Regions from separate parts of the Mus musculus genome. Here region 2 is linked to region 1. A link is a loop called in an ENCODE intact Hi-C map of the cell type or tissue named here. Cell type or tissue: gastrocnemius. All regions are shown on one strand. Links, peaks and the distances in the headings refer to the core of each region. The heading gives the core; the rest is flanking DNA.

Region 1 (5,391 bases), core at 262-5,261:
TGGAAGCAATCCGACTTATTCGCCATTGTGCAAAATATGTGTCTGATAGACCGCAGGTATACATCATTTAGTAAACAAAATTTAAATATTGAGTACAATCTTATATCTATATTTGTTTGGGAAGTCAGGGTAGAGGAAGCATGTATTTTGAGCCCAAAAATCAGTCTGAACTTGATTCTGAGTTAACATGGCCAGTGACTGTACTTGCCATTTTACTGTAGCTGTCAGGTGTTCTATGTGTATTTATTAGTTTAATTTTCATAACACTAAGTGGGGCAGGCAGTGTTACAGCTTTATTTAGATAAGGAAACAGGTACAGAGAAGTTTTAAAATGTGCCCATAATAGCAAAGCAAGTAAAGGAGAGAGGGTTTGAAGTCTGGCCCTGTTTCTAAGCATCTTACCTCGTTGCCTGTCTGCCTGTGCTCTGCAGCACTAAGCTGTGGGGGAATGTGTACTTAAGCACTGAAATAAAATGCTGGGTTGACAATCTGGCTGCTAATTTTAATTTGAATATCTGAGTCTGTGATGTGTATGTGCTGAGAAGGAGTATGTGCACAGTGTGTAGGTAGGTCTTTACTGAGACCAGAAGCATCTGCACTCCTGGAGCTGGAGTTAACAGGCTATTGTAGACCACCTTACAGGAGTGCTAGGAACCAAACCCAGCTCTGCTGCAAGAGTAGGATATACTCTTAACTGCTGAGCCTTGAAAAGCTAACTTTGTTTAAATAAAAAGAAAAAATTTAGTTTAAGGCTCTTTACAGACAGTGTATAAGTCTTTAGCTTTTTGTAAATTACTATGTATTATTTCTCACTGTGATTGGTAAAGCACTTAGTATTTTTCCTGAGAAATATTAAATTGACCATGTGAGTATTTAGCTTTGCCTTACTGATACCTCCTTTTCCTTCAAAGGCTTTCAAGGAGTACACAAGTGATGACATGAGCGTGGCACCTGAAGACAGGGTGTGGGTGAGAGGGTGGTTCCCGATCCTCTTTGAGTTGTCTTGTATCATCAATAGATGCAAATTAGATGTAAGAACCAGGTAACAATCCGGATTTGAACATTTAAGCTTTGCAGGATTTATTTTCGTTTTAATTAACTTTTCTTTTGGATACAAACAAGTTTACAGTTCGAGACCAGAAAATTTTTTTTACCAAATATATTAAGAATTAGTACAACTTAGCCTACCCCGGATATTACACTCTATTTGCACAGCCAATTTTAATGCCTATTGAACAGTAAACATGTTATGACTAAATTGATCAATTCAAGTTTTAATCATCAACTAAAATGAATGAATTTTTCAAATTCCAAATACAATTGGGGGTGGGGGAAGAGCAAGTTCAAGAGAGCACACAAGTTTGGTAGCCTGGTGGTGGTGGTGGTAGTGGAGGTGGTGGAGGAGGTGGTGGCTGTAGCAGCTGCAGCCTTTAATACCAGCACTTGGGAGGGAGAGGCAGGCAGATCTCTCTGAGTTGGAAGTCAACCTCATCTACAGAATGATATATAGGACTACCAGGGCTACACAGAGAAATCCTGTCTCTAAAAATGAAAAAGAAAAGAAAAAAAAAAAAAGAACTAGATAGGCACATTTTATATTATTACTTAAAAAAATGATTACTAGATGTTAGTGCAAAATGAAATTTTAGTCTATTTTTAACTTTTATGTTTAATACTATAAACATTTTTTTTAACTTTTTCTCAGAAACTGCAGTTAATGATAAAATTCTTTCCTGGAAAACAGTAGAACCATTTTTTAAAAATAAATGAGCTTTGCACCCCGTCCTTTCTGCCCCTCCCTCCCTCCCGTGTGCTTATGCTAGGAGGGTAAGCCCCACATGGTTAAGGGATTTTTAAATAATTAGTCTTGGATTTTAACAGGTTGCTAAGAGGGCCTCTATAAGCAGCTTACCCTGTGAAAGTACAGAGTAAAATGTCTGCTACGCTATAGACAGTACTGAGCTTTTTGAGAAACAGCTACTGTCTGAGCCTACATTGGATCATAGCCTTTTTCATCAGCATTTCTGCTATAACAAATAAAGCTCTAACAGTGAACCCTCCCACAACTGTAATTCCCAGTTTAATTTTGATGGGTACAGTTTTAACATCAGAAAGGAAGTCACTTTAGGTCAGTCTCTGCCCTTGCTTATAACATACCATTAGGTGTTACAGGCTGAGGTGCACCTGAAAAGACCAGGCTTATTTTACCTATCCACATAACACATGTTTTGAGAATCTTCTACATCTCAGACATGTGCAAGGCCTGGGCAATGTAACAGCATGTGACCTAGGCTCTGGACAGTCCTTTGGAACATTTTAGAGACATTTCTGTTTTAACTGACCATTTAATAAAAGTATTACTTCAAGAAAGATAATAAATCAGAAAGGCAATTTCAGTTTTAGTGCTTAAAAGCTTGGCAGTATGATCTCTAGGTGTTTTATTTGTTCATCACGTTCTGACTGCTTGCCTAAGTTGTTAGCACTGCCTAGAATATAGCAGGAACCAAGAGACATGCAGATCATGGAGATTAGGCCTCAGTGGGTTGGTTAATACATCTTTTCTGTGGAGATATTATGGGAGCAGTATCCATACTGGTAGCTGAAAGTCCCTGTAACCCTTGGATACAGATTTTTCCAAGGGGTGGTGGTGGTGGTGGTGGTGGTTGTTGTTCTTAGAATGCTGTGAGCCCTTTCACCCTTTCCCATAGTTCTGCAAAATTAATATTCACTCGAATGATGGCGTACTTCAGTCTGCATTTCTGTCTTAGTCACTGTGCTTAGACACCATAGCCATGGCGACTCTTATAAAAGAAAGCACTTAACTGGGCCTAACTCACAGTTTCAGAGGTTTAGTCCATTATCCCCATGGTAGGAAGCATGGCGCCAGGCAGGCAGACATGGTGCTGGAGAAAGAGCCAAGAGAGTACAGACAGCAGAGAGAGAGAGAGACACTGAGCCTTACTTGAGCATATGAAACCCCAAAGCGCATCCCAGTGATATAACTACCCCCAGGAAGGCTGCACCTCCTAATCCCTGTCGCGTAGTGCTACACTGTAGTGACCAGGTATTCAAAATAGGAGCCTATGGGGCCATTCCTAATCAAGCCACCACAGATTTATTTATTATTATATCTAAGTACACTGTAGCTATCTTCAGATCTCATTACGGGTGGTTGTGAGCCACCATGTGGTTGCTGGGATTTGAACTCAGGACCTTCAGAAGAGTAGTCAGTGCTCTTAACCACTGAGCCATCTCTCCAGCTCCATTTACAGTTTTAATAGCTAGACTAGTAGGAGTGGGAAAGGAAAAATAAATGATTTTCAGGTCAGAGCTTTTGCAGTTTTTATTTTCTGAACCTTGTGTCCTAAAGGAACCTGTAACTTTACAGCTTGAATTACATCATATTCAATATGCATTAACAGCCAGTGTTAACTTTAACAAGTATTAACTTTGATTTTTTCGTAACTTTGTAAACTTTTAACCCTTTCTTAGGAAGTTTTGCTTCTTTACGTTACAGCTTTCCTAATTGTGTTCTGTTATTTTAGGGGCTTAACAGTAATGTTTGAAATAATGAAAACATATGGCCACACTTATGAAAAACATTGGTGGCAGGACTTATTCAGAATTGTTTTCAGAATCTTTGACAACATGAAATTGCCAGAACAGCAGACAGAGGTAAGAGAATACCTTTAGCATAAAGTTAGAACAGTCTTCAGGTTTTCATTCAGTACATGCTCATGTCTGAAGTGAAGCACGTTGGACATGAAAGAATTCCTAGAAGTTCTTCAATACGTGACAAATAGTATTTTCTTTCATTAGCAAGAACACTATTTGGAAATATGACTGAATTAGTGATTTACTTTTTATATTCATTGCTTTTGTTAAACTGTCAGCTTCTCTTCCATATTTTGTTATAGTCACAGCTAAGAAATACCCGAAACTTTCATTAATATTAGATTCTGAATTCTAATAAAAGAAAAGAATTTCAAAGTAAAATTAGTTTTGTTTATTATGACGTACTATAAAACACTTATAGTTCAGGCTCTGTGGCTAGAGAGGCTCGTTTTTCCTCCCTGTCCTATAGATCAATATTAAGTGGAGACTTTTATAATTATGTTTAATGTAATTTGAGGGAGGAGACTTGAGACAGAGTCTAATGGTTGGTGGACAGCATGACCTTCATTTCATGACCTCCTTCCCCCCCCACCCCCAGAAAGCTGAATGGATGACAACAACTTGTAACCATGCCCTTTATGCAATATGTGATGTATTCACCCAGTATTTAGAAGTTCTCAGCGATGTACTTTTGGATGATATTTTTGCCCAGCTTTACTGGTGTGTACAACAAGGTAGGTGTGTACCAGTTATGTTAACACCAAGTATGACATGTGATGCTGGGATATGTAAGTGAATTGTTCTTTTCTTTTCTAGACAATGAGCAGTTAGCACGATCTGGTACAAACTGCTTAGAAAACGTGGTTATTCTGAATGGTGAAAAGTTTACTCTTGAAATCTGGGATAAAACGTGTAACTGCACCCTGGATATCTTCAAAACCACAATTCCTCACGCGTAAGATCCACATTTACACTTGTGTACTAACGGGGTTTGAGAGTGAGCAGTGAATACTGTAACAGCTGCATGGAGTGAGTGAACTGTGAGCCAAAACAGTCGGATTTTCCAAGATTTGAGTCATAACACGTTGACCCCACTGATTTTATAAGATTGTATTTGAACATACCACACCAAGTGAGAGTTTTCAGTCAGAGAAAGAAAGCACCCTTAACCTGTATTTCAGTTACAGAAGACTTACTAGTCTAAAGGAAATTGCTTATAAATACTACACTGGACTCCCAAATTGTCATCTTTCTGTTAGGAATGAGTTATAAATAGATTTTAATCGGTGAAGAAACCAAAACACGGCTTATTCACAGGATAGACTGGAGTCACACCCAGTACATCCCTGGTGCTCGGTCTGATATATATATGGCTTTAAGTCTGTAGGTAGACTGTAGAAACATTAAGTGTGCCCAGTACTGATATAAAATCATATGAAAACTATCAACTAGTCTACGTTTTTAACTTTATATCCTGTTTTGAAATATAATTTAAATCTGGTTTATGTTCTTAGAATACTTTTACAAATATTAACATTGAAAATAGGAAGTAAAATACAAGAAATACACTAGAAAAGTGGTCTATACTGAAAGATGCACAGTGATTTCTTTGACCAGCTTCCAATTCCTCAATACATTTATCTGGAGCAGGGTAAGCAGCTGACAGCTGAAACATGTCTGTCAGTGACTGTGTCTGTGACTCTGTCAAAGACAGTATGAATTCTTACCTAACAGTTCCACACCCAGCCCGTGAACTCTCTATACAAATCCGCGGGC
Region 2 (5,391 bases), core at 274-5,273, 50 kb before region 1:
AACTCAATAGCGGAATAAATAGGTGTATGCATGTACATACATGTGTAGAGGCCAAAAAATCAACCAACTTCAAGCATCATTCCTTGGGTAAAACCCATTTTATTTTTAAATAGGGACTCTGACTGGCTTAGAGACTCGCCGGTGAGGCTGGGGTGGCTAGCCAGCGGCCCCCAAGGATCTGCCTGACATTGCCTCCCCAGAACGGATGTTATAAGAACATACTGCCGTGCCCAGTTTACATGTGTACAATGCATTCTGATTACTCTAACCTCTCACCCCTCTTCTCCATACAAGTTCCTTTTTCATATTCATGTTTTTGTTTCTTTTGTGACCAAGTGTGTTTAACCAGGGCCATCAATGTGACTGAGTATATGATAATCTGTTGGCGTGTAGTGGGCTTACCAGAGAGCCCTGATGGCAGTGGATAGTGGGGAGTGAGTCTCCAGTTTCTAGAATCTATCACTGATCACTAGTTCAGTCAGAACTGGGGGAAGGAAATCTCTTGAGAACCTCTCCCATCTGGTGGCCATTAACAGGCCCGTTCTTATGCAGGTTGTGTGTAAGCAAGTACAGTTGCTTTGAGTCCATGATTGGAATGGGTGTATCATGCCTAGAAGAAAGATGGCATTCTGTAGCTCTTTCCGTATTTTTACATTGTTTTGGTTCCCTCATCTGCAGTTTTCTTGATCTTTATAGACGATGGTATAAATGTCTTCTTTATAGTTCAGCATTTAGTCTCTATTCTTAGCACCTAGTATAGTTATATATTCTTGCAAAAACAGGTCCTTTGGGGTAAGGCTGAGCATAGCATTTGCCTTTGATGCCCAGCTGGTAGTTTTGCTTTGAAGTTTTGCTGTTTTGCTATGGAGCTTTGGCTGTTCTGGAATGTGTTGTATAGACCAGCCTTGAACTCACAGAGATCTTCCTGCCTCTGCCTCTCTCTGCCCCTCTGCCTCTGTCTCCCTAGTGCTGACCTGAGCTTTTTTATTTTTTTTTATGTTTATTTATTTATTTATTTAGGTTTTTCGAGACAGGGTTTCTCTGTATAGCCCTGGCTGTCCTGGAACTCACTCTGTAGACCAGGCTGGCCTTGAACTCAGAAATCCGCCTGCCTCTGCCTCCCGATTGCTGGGATTAAAGGCGTGGGCCACCAACGCCCGGCTTTATTTTATATGAGTTCTGAGTATCAAACTCAGGTCCTCATGCTTCCATGACAGGCAGTTTACTAACTGAGCCATTTTTCCAATCTTCTTTTTGCTTTATTTGAAAAAGCTACCTTAGGCAAACCAGCTATTCACACTAGGTAAATTCACCAACGGAATCCATGTGTTTTGCCTAAATTGCTTTTGACCAAATTGATCCTACTTTTCACTACATGTTTAAGTTGATTCAAAGGGCTGATCTCTGACAAAGGTGGGATTTTATTTGTTCATTACATTCAGCAAACATATGTTGAGCATTCTGTGTTTTATGTTCTCAATGCTAGAATTTTGGGTTAAGATGATAGATACAGCAGTTGCTTTTCATGTGTTTACTGCTTTTAGCCTACCTAAAGGATCCGATGAAGGTATAATGTATGGTTTCCTAGAGGTGGCATGCGTAGGTAGTTAGGTTGAGGAAAATTAGGAAAATGTGTATATATAGAGAAGGCAATGTTGTTTTCGTTGAATTGTAATTGATAAAAATGATTAGCTAGAAAATGGGGAAAATATTTGCAACAGAAATAACATGGGCTGTGTGTAACAGAGAAACATGTACTATGTGTAAGGACACCACTGTAGATGTCTTATAGAATGCAGGGTTTTCAGTAAGGAAGGGATTATTTTGACCATGAAGGCATTGTTCTAACATCTGGTATAAATAAATCTTGAGTTCAGAGTGCATATTTTAGAGCACAACTTGATTAGTTGAGTAAAGTTGCACATTATTTGTTATTATAACAGAGTATTATATTATTGTAGGTATTGCTAACTTCTCTAGGCAGTTCTTGTGTATTATATATATATTAATCACTTATACATTTCTGTCAATTCACATGAATATTTATTTACTATGTTGTAGATACTTTTAGATAGTGGTTCTGTATATTTACTCACATTGAAATAGTTTTTGGAGTTGGAGAGATGGCTCAGCAGTTAAGAGCATTGATTGCTTTTCTAGAGGTCATGAGTTCAATTCCCAGCAACCACATGCCTGCTCACAACCATCTGTAATGGGTAGGATCCAGTGCCCTCTTCTGGTGTGTCTGAAGGCAACTACAGTGTACTCATACACAAAATAGATAAAGAAATCATTTTTTTAAAAGAAATTTGTTTTCAGACTCAAGGTGTTTTAGCCAACTATAGGACAAAAATAAAAGCTTAGAAATGGTAGAAAAATACCCACACTTAAGTTTTTTTCCCCACAGAGGAATATAAAGGCTATTTTTTTCTGGTAAGTTTACTGATTGAACACACTTAACAGATTTCCCACTGTGACACTGCCTATGTTGTAGAACGTGGCAGGTAGTAGATTAAAAACAGCACAATTATAGAGAGGACAGACTTTGGAAAAACAGCATTGTTAAGTCATAATCCTTTATAATAGTCTGCTTGGGGAGCAGTGGAGACATTACTGTAGCCAGAAGATACAAAGTTGGCAGCCATTTGGCATAGGGGGGTGTTTGCCAGGTTCCTGGAGCATCCTAGAGCTAATTGAACCACCTTGAGACACTTTCAGCATCCTCTTTGTAGCCATCTATACAAGCTTTCAGATTCCATTGTTTTCTTTAGCTGCTCAGAAGTCCTGCAATATGTCTCTCTTTATTTTTTTTAATAAAAAAAGCATGAATTCAGTTTTACATTAGAAATGTAAATTCTTATGTGAAGAAAGAGTGAGCAAAACACTAATGTTGTCCCAAGTGGCTCAATATCTGTCTCCTTAGGTATTTTCTGTAGTAAAATGCAATATTAATAATTATATCAAATAAGATTTAGTTACTTTAGTTTGATGTTGGATAAGGTTTAGTACAGACTTATATGTACTAAGTACATGTCAATGTGCACAAGACATTAAAAGTGCTTTATTTAGAATACCATTAGAAGTTTGAGTCTTTGTAGGACTAATCTATGGAATCTCATTAAGTTGAATAGTTAATAGCTATTCAATCAGATTGAACCCTGTTAAAGTGAGTTTGAATTTCAAAAATACTTAAGTATTGACTTGGTCACAAATTCTGAAAATTTAGCAAGGTAGTGTCCCAAAATATTTACACCCATTTGATTTTCTTTAAAAAGTGTTTCATTATACATGTCTAGTAGAGGTTTCTTAAAAAGTTAAAATAATGTTGTCTCAAATTTTTGTCTTTCAAAGCATTATCTAAAAATGATATCTTGTATGATGGAGACTATGAAGAAAAGCCACTTGATATTGTCCAGAGCATTGTAGAAGAAATGGTGAACATCATTGTTGGAGGTAGTGTACTTTATTTGAAATTAGTTTATTCTGTTTTACAGGATTTCATCTGACCATGGAAATACTATGATATGGAACCAAAGGAGTAAAATTGTAAATTCTGAAATTAGTGTTTGTATGTTTGTGTATGTCAGCCACATGCAGTATGCCCCTCCCCGGCCCATTCAGGCTGCTTTCTAAGATCTCTAGTGAGATGCTTTTAGCCACCAGATAGCATCAAACCCTGTATCTACCCCTTTTCCTTTCTACAGGTATACAGGTGCAGTCCCTTCTCATGCCCTGTGCTCAGACATCTGTGTCTGTAGATCAGCAAACCAGTAAGCATCTTTCTCCACAGTTGCTGTAGTAACTTCAGCGTAGGACTTTTTCTCCATGTAAAATTGTTACATTTTTTACTTAAAGTACTTTGCCACTTTTCTCCTTTTAAAGTTGCCGTTCTGGACTTCACTTACTCTCTGAAACTATTGCTAACTACAAGAAGGGCTATTCAGATATATGGTATATGTGTCACAGCAATGGATCTGGCAACAGTCGCAGCATTGAGTGTCTGCGTAACATAAAGAGATGATTAGATTTAAGAGTGGTGAGTTGGTATAATACATGAGATGTCCGATAATAGAAAAAAATTATAGAAGCAATTTAACAGGGTTATAAGTTCCAAAGTCAGAATTTTGGATTTTATTCAAAGCCAACAGAATCAGTTTTGGAGATTTTAGAACTGAGAATTTTGATGAGAAATCTAAACTAAGTCTGCGAAGTGGAAGCCCTGTAAGAGACTAGCACGGTAGACTGGTCTAATTGTAGTAAGACTACAAAGTGAAAGAAAGCAGGAACTTTAAGGCAACAGGCTTTCTAGCCACTTAAGGAGCTAAAGAAGAGAAAATAAGTATGTCACACGCAGCTCCAGGGCTGCTCCACAGTGTGTTGACTCACTGAGAAGACTCACAAGACTCAACATAAGAGCTGTCCTCATTGAGAAGTTTTATTACAGCCAAAGGTACAGAGTAATACTATTAAAGGAAGAGACAGATGAGAGATAGGAGGTAAACTCTAGAGGAAATCAGCTGTCTACTTTCAGGAACTAGGATATTTTTAGTTCCTCCAGTATCAAATTATTAAATATTAACAAAATGTTTAATATGTATTTGAGGCATGAGGACTAAAATTTTAATTGCTGACACATCGTACTTTCTGCCTAACATGCACTAAAATTCTAAGCTCCCACAAGAAAACTTGGTTCACTATGGTGCAAACTGTTTATACAAACGTTTGGACTCAGTGAGCCATATTGATCAGCTCTGGATAGAAACACTACTAAAATTTAAGATACCAAAAATTAGCTAAAGGACAACACTTAAATATGCTTTTCTAAGCTGTTACCTCTTTTCTTCATTGGTAGCATCCCAGTTATAAAGCTCAATACACTAGATGTTTAGTAATACTATTGGCAGAATTCAATGATAGTATACAAGGTACTTGGAGAAAAGCACTAATACTTTTGGCACACTGAATGTGACGGAATCTGTATAGTCATATTATAAACACAATGCAAACTAGCACTTTGCCTAAACAGAGAGCAGGTGCTACTGGTGCATGGTTAGCAAGCTCATGTCACTGTGATGGGTATTTGAGGAAGTAACTTGACGGGAGAAAAGATATATTTTGGTTCACATTTTAAGAGATTTGAGTTCAGGATCAATCAGTTCTAGGGCTCCTGGGCTGTAGTATGGCAGAAAGCATGTGCTGGACCCAACTTTTCTCCAGGAAGCTAGGCAGCAAAGAAGAGGGGGTGAGGGCCTATCTCCCAGGGACTACTTACTCCAGCCAGTCCCCACCGACTAATGACACCTCCAAAAAATAGTGCCACAAGCACATAAGCCTGTGATAGACTAACATTCTGCTCTTTACCCTGAGAGGTTCATGAACATCTCATATAAA

What was found. A loop is a pair of places that touch in the nucleus more often than their neighbours do. Peaks named below come from ENCODE experiments on the same cell type or tissue, not always from the same donor. Only the 100,000 strongest peaks of a DNase experiment are listed, where the experiment ranks them.
Region 2: a loop joins it to region 1, with 1.8 times the contacts of the local background. A loop is called at or near these places in 4 of 42 quality-filtered maps.

Annotation. Positions count from the first base shown.
Region 1 is chr1:10,152,565-10,157,955 of GRCm38, reverse strand. It overlaps Arfgef1 (ADP-ribosylation factor guanine nucleotide-exchange factor 1(brefeldin A-inhibited)), which reads left to right. Exons shown (of 38, transcript NM_001102430.1): 27 at 1-56; 28 at 912-1,042; 29 at 3,546-3,675; 30 at 4,214-4,349; 31 at 4,432-4,570. Among named protein-coding and RNA genes, the nearest start is that of Arfgef1, 77 kb to the left of the region's middle. In gastrocnemius, for the core only: no CTCF peak of the experiment used is centred there; no DNase peak of the experiment used is centred there.
Region 2 is chr1:10,202,870-10,208,260 of GRCm38, reverse strand. Arfgef1 (ADP-ribosylation factor guanine nucleotide-exchange factor 1(brefeldin A-inhibited)) reads left to right here. Exons shown (of 38, transcript NM_001102430.1): 7 at 3,352-3,453. Among named protein-coding and RNA genes, the nearest start is that of Arfgef1, 27 kb to the left of the region's middle. In gastrocnemius, for the core only: no CTCF peak of the experiment used is centred there; a DNase peak (open chromatin) is centred at 2,658.